2 separate regions of the Homo sapiens genome follow, and region 1 is linked to region 2. A link is an interaction called in ENCODE POLR2A ChIA-PET data of the cell type or tissue named here. Cell type or tissue: MCF 10A. All regions are shown on one strand. Region 1 overlaps BIK (BCL2 interacting killer). Region 2 has its middle 7.5 kb from the start of RTL6.

Evidence for each region. ChIA-PET counts read pairs that join two places held together with the same protein. Peaks named below come from ENCODE experiments on the same cell type or tissue, not always from the same donor. Only the 100,000 strongest peaks of a DNase experiment are listed, where the experiment ranks them.
Region 1: POLR2A ChIA-PET joins it to region 2 with 5 read pairs; 1 of 35 experiments calls an interaction of 5 or more read pairs at or near these places.

Annotation. Positions count from the first base shown.
Region 1 is chr22:43,123,984-43,128,983 of GRCh38, reverse strand. BIK (BCL2 interacting killer) reads right to left here. Exons shown (of 5, transcript NM_001197.5): 2 at 4,801-4,968; 3 at 1,189-1,287; 4 at 359-488. The coding sequence starts at 4,961. Among named protein-coding and RNA genes, the nearest start is that of BIK, 16 kb to the right of the region's middle. RefSeq lists an enhancer at 1-414. In MCF 10A, no CTCF peak of the experiment used is centred here; DNase peaks (open chromatin) are centred at 1,313 and 1,953.
Region 2 is chr22:44,503,229-44,508,228 of GRCh38, reverse strand. No RefSeq gene overlaps it. Among named protein-coding and RNA genes, the nearest start is that of RTL6, 7.5 kb to the right of the region's middle. In MCF 10A, no CTCF peak of the experiment used is centred here; a DNase peak (open chromatin) is centred at 2,238.

The sequences.
Region 1 (5,000 bases), 1.4 Mb after region 2:
CCGGTGGGCACAGGTGAGGGCAGTCAGCTGCCCTTGTGGTGGGCGGTGCCGAGTGGACACCATGGGACCAGGCTACCAGGAAGGCTGCTCAGGGAGGCCCCTGCCCTGGCCAGGAGACGGGAGTCCTGCCTGCCAGGTGAAGGCTCTCGGACCAGAGGGAGACCCAGGACCATGCACTGGTTTGTGCACTCAGAACCAGGCATCTCAAACCCAAAAGCCCATGGGATCAGGCAGATGTGGACACAGGTGACACAGATGATGATACGGAGTGGTGGGGACTGTGGCGCCCCAAGGAGCGGCTCTGACAGCCCCCACTGGCCGCAGCGCAAGTCAGGGTCAGGGATCTCAAGGCTCTTACCCAGGACCCGGGGTTCGGGGATCTCCAGAACCTCATTATGTTCTCCTTAAGTGTGGTGAAACCGTCCATGAAACTTCTAAGAACATCCCTGATGTCCTCAGTCTGGTCGTAGATGAAAGCCAGACCCAGGCTATAGACAAAGAGGATGGGGGGACAAAGCCATTACTGCAGGAGCAGGTAGGGGCAGCCTGTACTTAGATGACACCATCACAGCTGTGGGGAGCAGGGGCCTGTGCCCTCCCACCCCACAGCCACCCGGGGCCCTTTCCGTGGGCGCCTCCACCTGCAGGGGCCGCGTGGTATGGACTGTTTGTGGTCAAATTCATTCCAACTTCCTGCTTCCTCCGCCAGCCAGCCGCCCGCCAGCCCACCGGGTGTTTGGCCCTGTCTTCCAGAGCTGGCCACGTGGAAAATAAACCCCCATTCTACAGGGCCCTCACAAGCCACTGCCCACTCTATTCCCCCACCGGAGACTCGCTGAGAGGCCCAGCCCCCAGGATCTAGGATCCGAGCTCACGTAGCACCCCCTCTTAAGACCACGGTGGAAATGTACCATCTGGGCTCAATGAGGACGGCGAGAGAGAAAAGGGCCCTGGGCTCTGCTTTGTTGCCCAGGAATGCCAGGGACAGGTGGCAGGGGGCGAGTGCCAGGAGCTGGGGGCTCCCAGGAGAGGTGCGGGAAGCAGCCAAGGGTTTCAGTATAGCCCCAGTGTCAAGGCACATCCCCCACAGAGCTTCCTCAGGGCCCAGCCCTGTGCTGTGTTCAGGGCCTCCACCCACCGCCCAGGGCCCCTCCCCAGGTGTAGAGGCATAGGGCATAGGCCGGCTACCTGTGCATGGCCACCTCGGAGAGCTGGGCCAGGCGCGGGGCCCTGAGGCTCACGTCCATCTCGTCCCCGATGCAGGCCAGCCGCAGGGCCAATGCGTCACTGCAGGGAGCACACACAGGAGTCGGGTGTGGCTGTGCCGTGGAGGCCACATGCACCTGGACCCACCCAGCCAACGGATTGTGTGCAGCTGGGAGTGGCCCAGAGGATAAGAGATGGTGTCAGATTTGGGGCAGGCAGTGAGTGGGCCTCCCTGTATCCCTCCTCCGGCTCCCACTTGGATTCAGAGATACCCATGAGGTCCCATCCGTGGGTGGCCCCAGAGGTGCAAGCTATTTCAAAAAGAATCCTGGGGCAGGCCCACCTGTGGGCTTTGGTGGAAATGGTGGACAAGGGGAACAGGCAGGTCTGGGGGTGCTGAGCCCCCGGATGGCTGAGGCTGACCAAGGGGAATGGACAGGTCTGGTGGTGCTGAGTCCCCCGGATGGCTGAGCCCCCTTGAGCCCCCTTCCCACAGGGGTTGCAGCTTACCTTCCTTTGTGGGAGGTGAGGGGGCTCTAAGACCTGTGTCCTGGTCCCAATCCTGAAACCAGCCCTGCTGGCACCACCCCTCTCCAAATGGGGGGACTAAGAAGCCCCTAGTAGGCCCCCCACTAAACCACATCCTTGATCCTACACCCCACCCGCATTCACTCCCACACAAAGACTAAGACACTCCCCACCCTCCCAGCTTGCTGGTCTGGGCCTCTACCAGGGACCTGTGTGCATTCCATCCCAGTGACTACACCGGGGGAACTCCCAGGGAAGTGGGACTCCTAGGGGCCCTGAGCTGAGGCCGGCCCTGGGCCCTGGCCCCACCCACCTGACCTGCCAATGCCCTGGGCCTACACTCCCTACTTGGAGGGGATGCGGGTGGGAGGGGTACAGGTGTGGGCTGGCAATCAGGGTTGGGGGCTGTGGTCCTACCTTCTGTTACCCTGGGAAACCTCAGGAAAATACTGCCCCAGGCTTCATGTCCTCCAACCTTGTCCATTAATGGACAGGTGCCTCCAGTTCTAAAATCCTTAATGACTAAAAATCCTGAGGCTGAAAAAAAAAATCCTGAGCAGAAAAGAATCCTGTGGAACATGGAGCTGGTCCCTGGCCTGTGGGAGGTGCCACATCAGAGACAGGATTCCCCAGCAGAAAGCAACAGCCCAGGTCAGGCCTGACCATTCTCTTCCAGGCTCAGGGTAGAAACTACTGAGGTCAGCTGCTCCTGGGCCTTCACGTTCCTCATCTGTACCAGGGGAAGAATGAAAGTGCCAGTCCTGGCCGGGTGTGGTGGCTCACGCCTGTAATCCCAGCACTTTTTGGGAGGCCGAGGCAGGCAGATCACGAGGTCAGGAGATCGAGACCATCCTGGCTAACATGATGAAACCCTGTCTCTACTGAAAATACAAAAAATTAGCCAGGTGTGGTGGCAGGCGCCTGTAGTCCCAGCTACTCAGGAGGCTGAGGCAGGAGAATGGCGTAAACCAGGGAGGTGGAGCTTGTGGTGAGCAGAGATCATGCCACTGTACTCCAGCCTGGGCGACACAGCGAGACTCCGTCTCAAAAAAAAAAAAAAAGCCGGGCATGCTGGTGCACGCCTGCACTCCCAGCTACTCAGGAGGCTGAGGCAGGAAAATCACTTGAACCCGGGAGGTGGAGGTTGCAGTGAGCCAAGATCATGCCACTGCACTCCAGCCTGGGTGACAGAGACTCTGTCTCAAAAAAAAAAAAAAAAAGTGCAGGTCCTTCCTGCCGCTGGGATGGCCGGGTGTGCCTGGACATCTGGGTATGCTGCCGTGTGCTGGACATAGCTGGGAGCAGTTGGCAGAGTGCAAGGGTCAGGTCCTACTGGACCTTGGCCCCTGAAACCCCAGGCAAATCCTGCTGCCTCCAGGGTCCTTGTCAGTCCAAGGAAGATCCCTTCTTCATGCCTCAGTGATTCTTTGAAGCCGGGACCAGGAACTGCATGGCCTCCTCAGGCTCTTCCATAGGTTCTGGTTTTCTTTCTTTTTTCTTTCTTTCTTTTCTCTTTCTCTTTTTTTGTGAAACGGAGTCTTACTCTGTTACCCAGGCTGGAGTGCAGTGGTGCAATCTCAGGGCTCACTGCAACCTCCACGTCCCGGGTTCAAGTGATTTTCCTGCCTCAGCCTCCTGAGTAGCTGGGACTACCAGCGCCCATCCCCCCACCCCCGGCCCCATACCTGGGTAACATTTGTATTTTTAGTAGAGGTTGGGTTTCACCATGTTGGCCAGGCTAGTCTCGAACTCCCAACCTCAGGTGATCCGCCCACCTCAGCCTCCCAAAGTGCTGGGATTACAGGCATGAGCCACGGCGCCCGGCCCGGTTCTGGTTTTCTAAAATGAGAGCCGTCAGAGGCAGTTGAACCAGAGCGACTCCATCTTGATTAGGGGCTGGGTAACAAAAGGCTGAGACCTACTGGGTTGCATTCCCAGGAGGCTAGGAATTCTAAGTCACAGGATGAGATAGGACATCAGCATAAGATACAGGTTACAAAGACCCTGCTGATAAAACAGGATTCGGCAAAGACGCCAGCCAAAGCCCACCAAAGCCAAGATGGGCACAAAAGTGACCTCCAGTCATCCTCACTATTCATTGTGCACCAACTATATTAGCATGTTGGAGTCACTCACCAGTGCCACGACAGTTTACAAATGCCACGGCAACGTCAGGAAGTTGCCCTATATTGTCTAAAAGGAGGAGGAATTCTCGGTTCCGGGAACTGCCCACCCCTTACCCGGAAACTCATGAATAATCCACCCCTTGTTTAGCATGTAATCAGGAAATAACTATAAGTATATTCAGTTGAGCAGCCCATGCCGCTGCTCTGCCTATAGAGTAGGTTTTCTTTTTTTGAGATGGAGTCTCGCTCTGTTGCCCAGGCTGGAGTGCATTTTTGCAACCTTGGGTCACTGCAACCTCTGCCTCCTGGGTTCAAGAGATTCTCCTGCCTCAGCCTCCCGACTAGCTGGGACTACAGACATGTGCCACCAGGCCCAGCTACTTTTTGTATTTTTAGTAGAGACAGGGTTTTGCCATGTTGGCCAGGCTGGTCTCGAGCTCCTGACCTCAAGTGATCCGCCTGCCTCAGCCTCCCTAAGTGCTGGGATTACAGGCGCGAGCCACTGCGTGTGGCCCAAATTCTTTCTTGCTTGAGATCTAAGAACCCTCTCTTGGGATCTGGATCGGGTCCCCTTTCTGGCAACAGAGTCACCTCCTTCAAGAGGCCCTGATGTCCTCAGCAGGTCGCTAAGGGCCTGTCTAGCTCCCTGAGGCCCAAACACTGTGCCATTTTGACAGCCAGGGGCCCCAGGTCCATCTTGAGACTGTGAACATGCTGGCTGTCCAGGGGTCTGTGAGCTGGTATCAGGGGAGGGTGGGGCAGCAAAGTGAAGCCGCTCCCAGGGCAGAAGCCTCCATGCCCACATCCGGGAAATCTTCCTCTCGGAGGCCCTGCCTGGGAGGCATCTGCAGGCGCTCCCCCGCTCATAGAATGTCTGCTCATCCAGCCCACCCCTGAAGTCACTATCAGGCAGGGGGTAGGGCAGGCCATGGGGACCTACCTGCCCTCCATGCATTCCAAAGAATCGAAGTCCTCCATAGGGTCCAGGTCCTCTTCAGAGTCAGTCATGCCAAGAACCTCCATGGTCGGGGGTTCCAGGAGCTGCTCATACAGGAGGGTCTCCATCAAGATGTCTCTGGAGAGGGGTCTTACTTCAGACATTTCTCCTCTGGGGCAAAAAGACAGCATATGACTGGACCC
Region 2 (5,000 bases):
GCTGGAGTGCAGTGGTGCGATCTCAGCTCACTGCAACCTCTGTCTCCTGGATTCAAGCGATTCTCCTGCCTCACCCTTTCGAATAGCTGGGATTACAGGCATGTGCCACTATATCTGGATAATTTTTGTATTTTTAGTAGAGATGGGGTTTTGCCATGTTGGCCTGGCTGGTCTCGAACTCCTGACCTCAGGTGATCCGCCCACCTCAGCCTCCCAAAGTGCTGGGATTACAGGCGTGAGCCACTGCACCCGGCTGGGATTGACATTTTTCACTCAGCATAATTCTCTACAAACTCAACTCATTTGTTGCATGTATAAAAAGTTTGTTCCTTCTTTTGTTGAGTATTCCGTGGTAAGGATATATCATAGTTTTTCTAATCATTAATGTCTAGGTTGCTTGCAGGTTTGGGCCATGTAGTTGCTATAAACATTTGTGTACTGTTTTTGGTGTGAACATAATTTTTCATTTCTCTGGGATAAATACCCAGGAGTGCAATTGCTGGGTCGTATGGTAGTTGCCCGCTTAGTTTTTGTTTGCTTTTGTTTTGTTTCGTTTTAAGAAACTGCCAGACTGTTTTCCAGAGTGGCTGTACCACTTCACATTCCCATTAGCAATGTATCCACTTTCTCTGCATCTTTACCTGCTTTAGAGATTGTCACTATTTTTCATTTTAGCCATCCTTAGATGTGCATGGTGACATTTCATTATGGTTTTAATTTTCATTTCCCTAATGGCTTATGACGTTAAATACCTTTCCATGGGCTCATTTGCCATTTGTATCTCCTCTTTGGTGAAATGCAAGTTCAATGTCTTTTGCTCATTTTATAATCGGATGTTTGTTACTTTACTGTTGAGTTTGAGAGTTCTTTATATATTCTAGATACTAGTCCTTTAAAGGATATCTGATTTGCAAAGATTTTTCTCTTTGTCTCTAGCTTGTATTTTCATCCTCTTTCACATACCAGAAGTTTTAAATTGTGATAGAGTCCAATTTATTAATTTTTCCTTTTATGGATCTTGCTTTTGATATTAAGTCTAAAAATTCTTTGCCTAGCCCTACATCCTAAAGATTTCATCCCAGATATATAATTTATCCTGTATATATAGTTTTATAACTTTATGTTTTACATTTAAGTCTATGATCCATTTTGAGATAATTTTTATAAATGTGAGACTCAGAAGTTCTTCTTTGTTAAACCTATGGATATTTAATTGCTCCAACACCATGTATTGAAAAGGCTATCTTCCTTTAATTGAATTGCTTTTGCAACTTTGTAAAAAATCAGTTGGGCATATGTGTGTGGGTTTATTTCTGAGTTTTCTGTTTCATTGATCTTTGTGTCAGTCCTTCCATCAACATAACATAGTCTTGATTATTGTAGCTACGTAGTAAGTCTTGAAATTGGATAGACTAATACCTCCCATTTTATTTTTCTTTTTTAAAATCATTTTACCTACTCCACTTCCTTTGCCTTTGCATATACATATTAGAATAATCTTCTCTATAGCTACACAAAGTCTTCCTTGGACTTTGGCAGATGTTGCTTTAAACCTTCACATCAACTTGGAGGATTGGAGGATAACTGACTTTTTTTTTTTTTTGAGATGGAGTCTCACTCTGTCACCCAGGCTGGAGTGCAGCAGCATGATCTCAGCTCACTGCAACCTCTGCTTCCCGGGTTCGAGCGATTCTTGTGCGTCAGCTTCCTGAGTAACTGGGACTACAGGCACCCACCACCATGCCCAGCTAATTTTTGTATTTTTAGTACAGGCAGAGTTTCACCATGTTGGCCAGGCTGGTCTAGAACTCCTGATCTCAAGTGATCCACCCGCCTTGGCCTCCCAAAGTGCTGGGATTACAGGTGTCAGCCACCTCGCTCGGCCCACTGACATCTTTACTATGTTGATTCTTCCTATCTGTCTTAGTCTGTTTGTGTTGCTATAAAGGAACACCCGAGGCTGGGTGGTGTATAAAGTAAAAAGGTTTGTTTGGCTTTTATGGTTCTGCAGCCTGTACAAGAAGCATGACACCAGCGTCTGCTTCTGGTGAGGGCAGAAGGCGGCTTCCACTTGTGGTGGAAGGCAAAGAACAGCTGGCATGTGCAGCTCACATGGTGAGAAGGGAAGTAAGAGAGAGGTGGGAGAGAGATGCCAGGCTCTTATAACAACCAGTCCTTGTGTGAAGCAACAGTAGAACTCACCACTGTGAGAATGGCACCAAGCCACTCATGAGTGATCCACCCCCGGGGACCCAAACACCTCACATCAGGCCCCAACTCCAAAACGGGGATCAAATTTCAACAGGAGACTTGGCAGGGCCAAATAAATCATATCCAAACCACAGCACCATCCATGTCACAGTGTGTCTCTATTTAGGTCTTCTTTGATTTCTTTCATCAGTTTTTTTGTTGTTTTCTGCATGTAAATCCTGTACCTAGTTTGTTAGATTTACATCTGAGAGGTTTTTTTGAGTTACTGTAAATGATACGGGGTTTTTTTTTGTGTTGTTTTTTTTTTGAGAAATAGTCTCACTGTTGCCCAGGTTGGAGTGCAGTGGCGTGATCTCGACTCACTGCAACCTCCACCTCCCTGGTTCAAGCAATTCTCCTGCCTCAGCCTCCCTGAGTAGCTGGGACTACAGACACCTGCCACCATGCCTGGCTAATTTTTGTATTTTTAGTAGAGATGGGGTTTTGCCATATTGGCCAGGCTGGTCTTGAACTCCTGACTTCAGGTGATCCACCTGCCTCGGCCTCCCAAAGTGCTGGGATTACAGGCATGAGCCACCATGCCCGGCCCATGATATTGTATTTTTAACTTTTCTGTACAAGTGTTCATTACTAGTCTATATAAATACAATGGATTTTTGCATGTTCGTATTGTATCCTGCAACATTGTTGAACTTATTAGTTGTAGGAAGTTTTTATGTTTGTTTGTTGTATAGATTCCTTGGGATTTTTTACATACACAATTATGCCTCTGAAAATAGGGACAGTTTTATTTCTTATTTTCAATCTGTATGTATTTTATTTCCTTTTCTTGCCTTATTGCATTGACTAGAACTGCCAGTACTATGTTGAATGAGAATAGTGGGAGTGGACATCATTACCTGGTTCTCCATCTTAGGGGGAAAGCATTTTGTCTTTGGCCATTAAGTATAATGTCAGTTATAGGGTTTTTATAGATACTTCCTATCAAGTTGAGGAAGTTCCCCTTTATTCTCATTTTTATGTGAGTTTTGATCATAAATACCATTGATTTTTTTCAAAAACATAATTCACATACCATAACATTTTAAATAAACTTAGTAGTTTTTAGTATAGCCACAATGTTGTGCAGCCATTAATATTAATTCTAGAACAATTCATCATTCAAAAGAAACCCTATATCAATTAGCAGTCATTCTCCTTCCTTCCTTCTCCTCAGACCCTGGCAATCACTGCTCAACTTTCTGTCTCTATGGATTTGCCTATTCTGGACATTTTATATAAATAAAAATCATACAATATGTGCCTTTGTTCTTGACTTCTTTCACTTAGCACAGTGCTTTCAAGGTTCATTCATGTTTTAGTATGTATCAGTATTTCATTCCTTTTATAGCTTGCTAATATTCCATTGTATGGTGATACCACATTTTGTTGGTCCATCTATCAATTGATGGACATGTGGGTTGGTACCTTTTCGTGGGAGGGGGAAGCTATTAGGAATAATGGTTGTATGAACATTTTTGTACAAATTTTTGTGTGGATATATGTTTTCAATGCACCTAAGCATACATCTAGGAATGGTTTAACTTTTTGAGGAATTGCCAAATTATTTTCCATAGTAGCTGCACTATTATATATTCCCACCAGCAGTGCATGAGGTTTCCAATTTTTCAACATATTCACCAACATTTGTTATTGACTGTCTTTCAGAGTATGGCAATATGGGGGTGGGGGTGTGAAGTGACATCTTATTGTGGTTTTGATTTATATTTCCTTGATGGCTTATGATATTGAGCATTTTTTCATGTGCTTATTGGTCATTCATATATCTTCTTTGGAGAAATGTCTATTCAACTCCTTTGCTCATTTTTATTAGGATATCTTTTTATTATTGAGTTGTAGGAGTTCTTTATACACTCTGAATATTAGACTCTCATCAGATATGTAGCTTGCAAATATTTTCTTCCATTCTGTGGGTTGGTGTCTTTTGGCTTTCTTGATATGTTCTTTGAAACATAGAAGTTTTTTAACTTTGGTAAAATTTAATTAATCTGTGTTTTCTTTTGTCACTTGTACTTGTTGTTATTTCTAGGAAACCACTGCTCAATCCAAGGTCATGAAGATTTACTCCTAGGTTTTCTTCTAAGAGTTTTATAGTGTTAGTTCTTACATTTAAGTCTTTGATTCATTTTGAGTCAATTTTGTGTATAGTGTGAGGTAGGGGTCTAATTTTATATTTTTCCTTTGGGTATCTCAGGAAGGACCCTTCATTGCCCATTGAACTGTCTTGGCACCCTGTTTGAAAATAAATTAACCATAAATGTTAAGGTTTATTTCCAGACTATCAATTCTATTCCATTGATGTATGCCAGTACCACACATTCTTAATTACTATAGCTTTACAGATATGTTTTGAAGTTGTGAAGCGTGAACCCTCTTAGTTCTTTAAAATTGTTTTGGCTATTGTAAGTCCATTGAATTCTCATATGAACTTCTGAATCAGCACACTAGTTGCTGCAGAAAGGCAGCTGGAAATTTGATAGGGATCACATTGAGTCTGTAGATAAATTTGAGGAGTGTTGCCAGTGTTTGGCTAGAGTAGAGTGATCACTGTCTAAGTTTCCTCTCTTGCTAGGCTGCCCCTGCCCCCCACTTTGTTTATTTGTTTGTTTGTTTTTGTCTAGAGAGAGCAGGCTTTTATGGAGGGGGTGCTTTTTTTTTGTCTGCACCCATTGGCATTTCGGGGTTGCCAGCTTCTTCAGCTCCAAGTCTGGGTTATATGATGCAAAAGA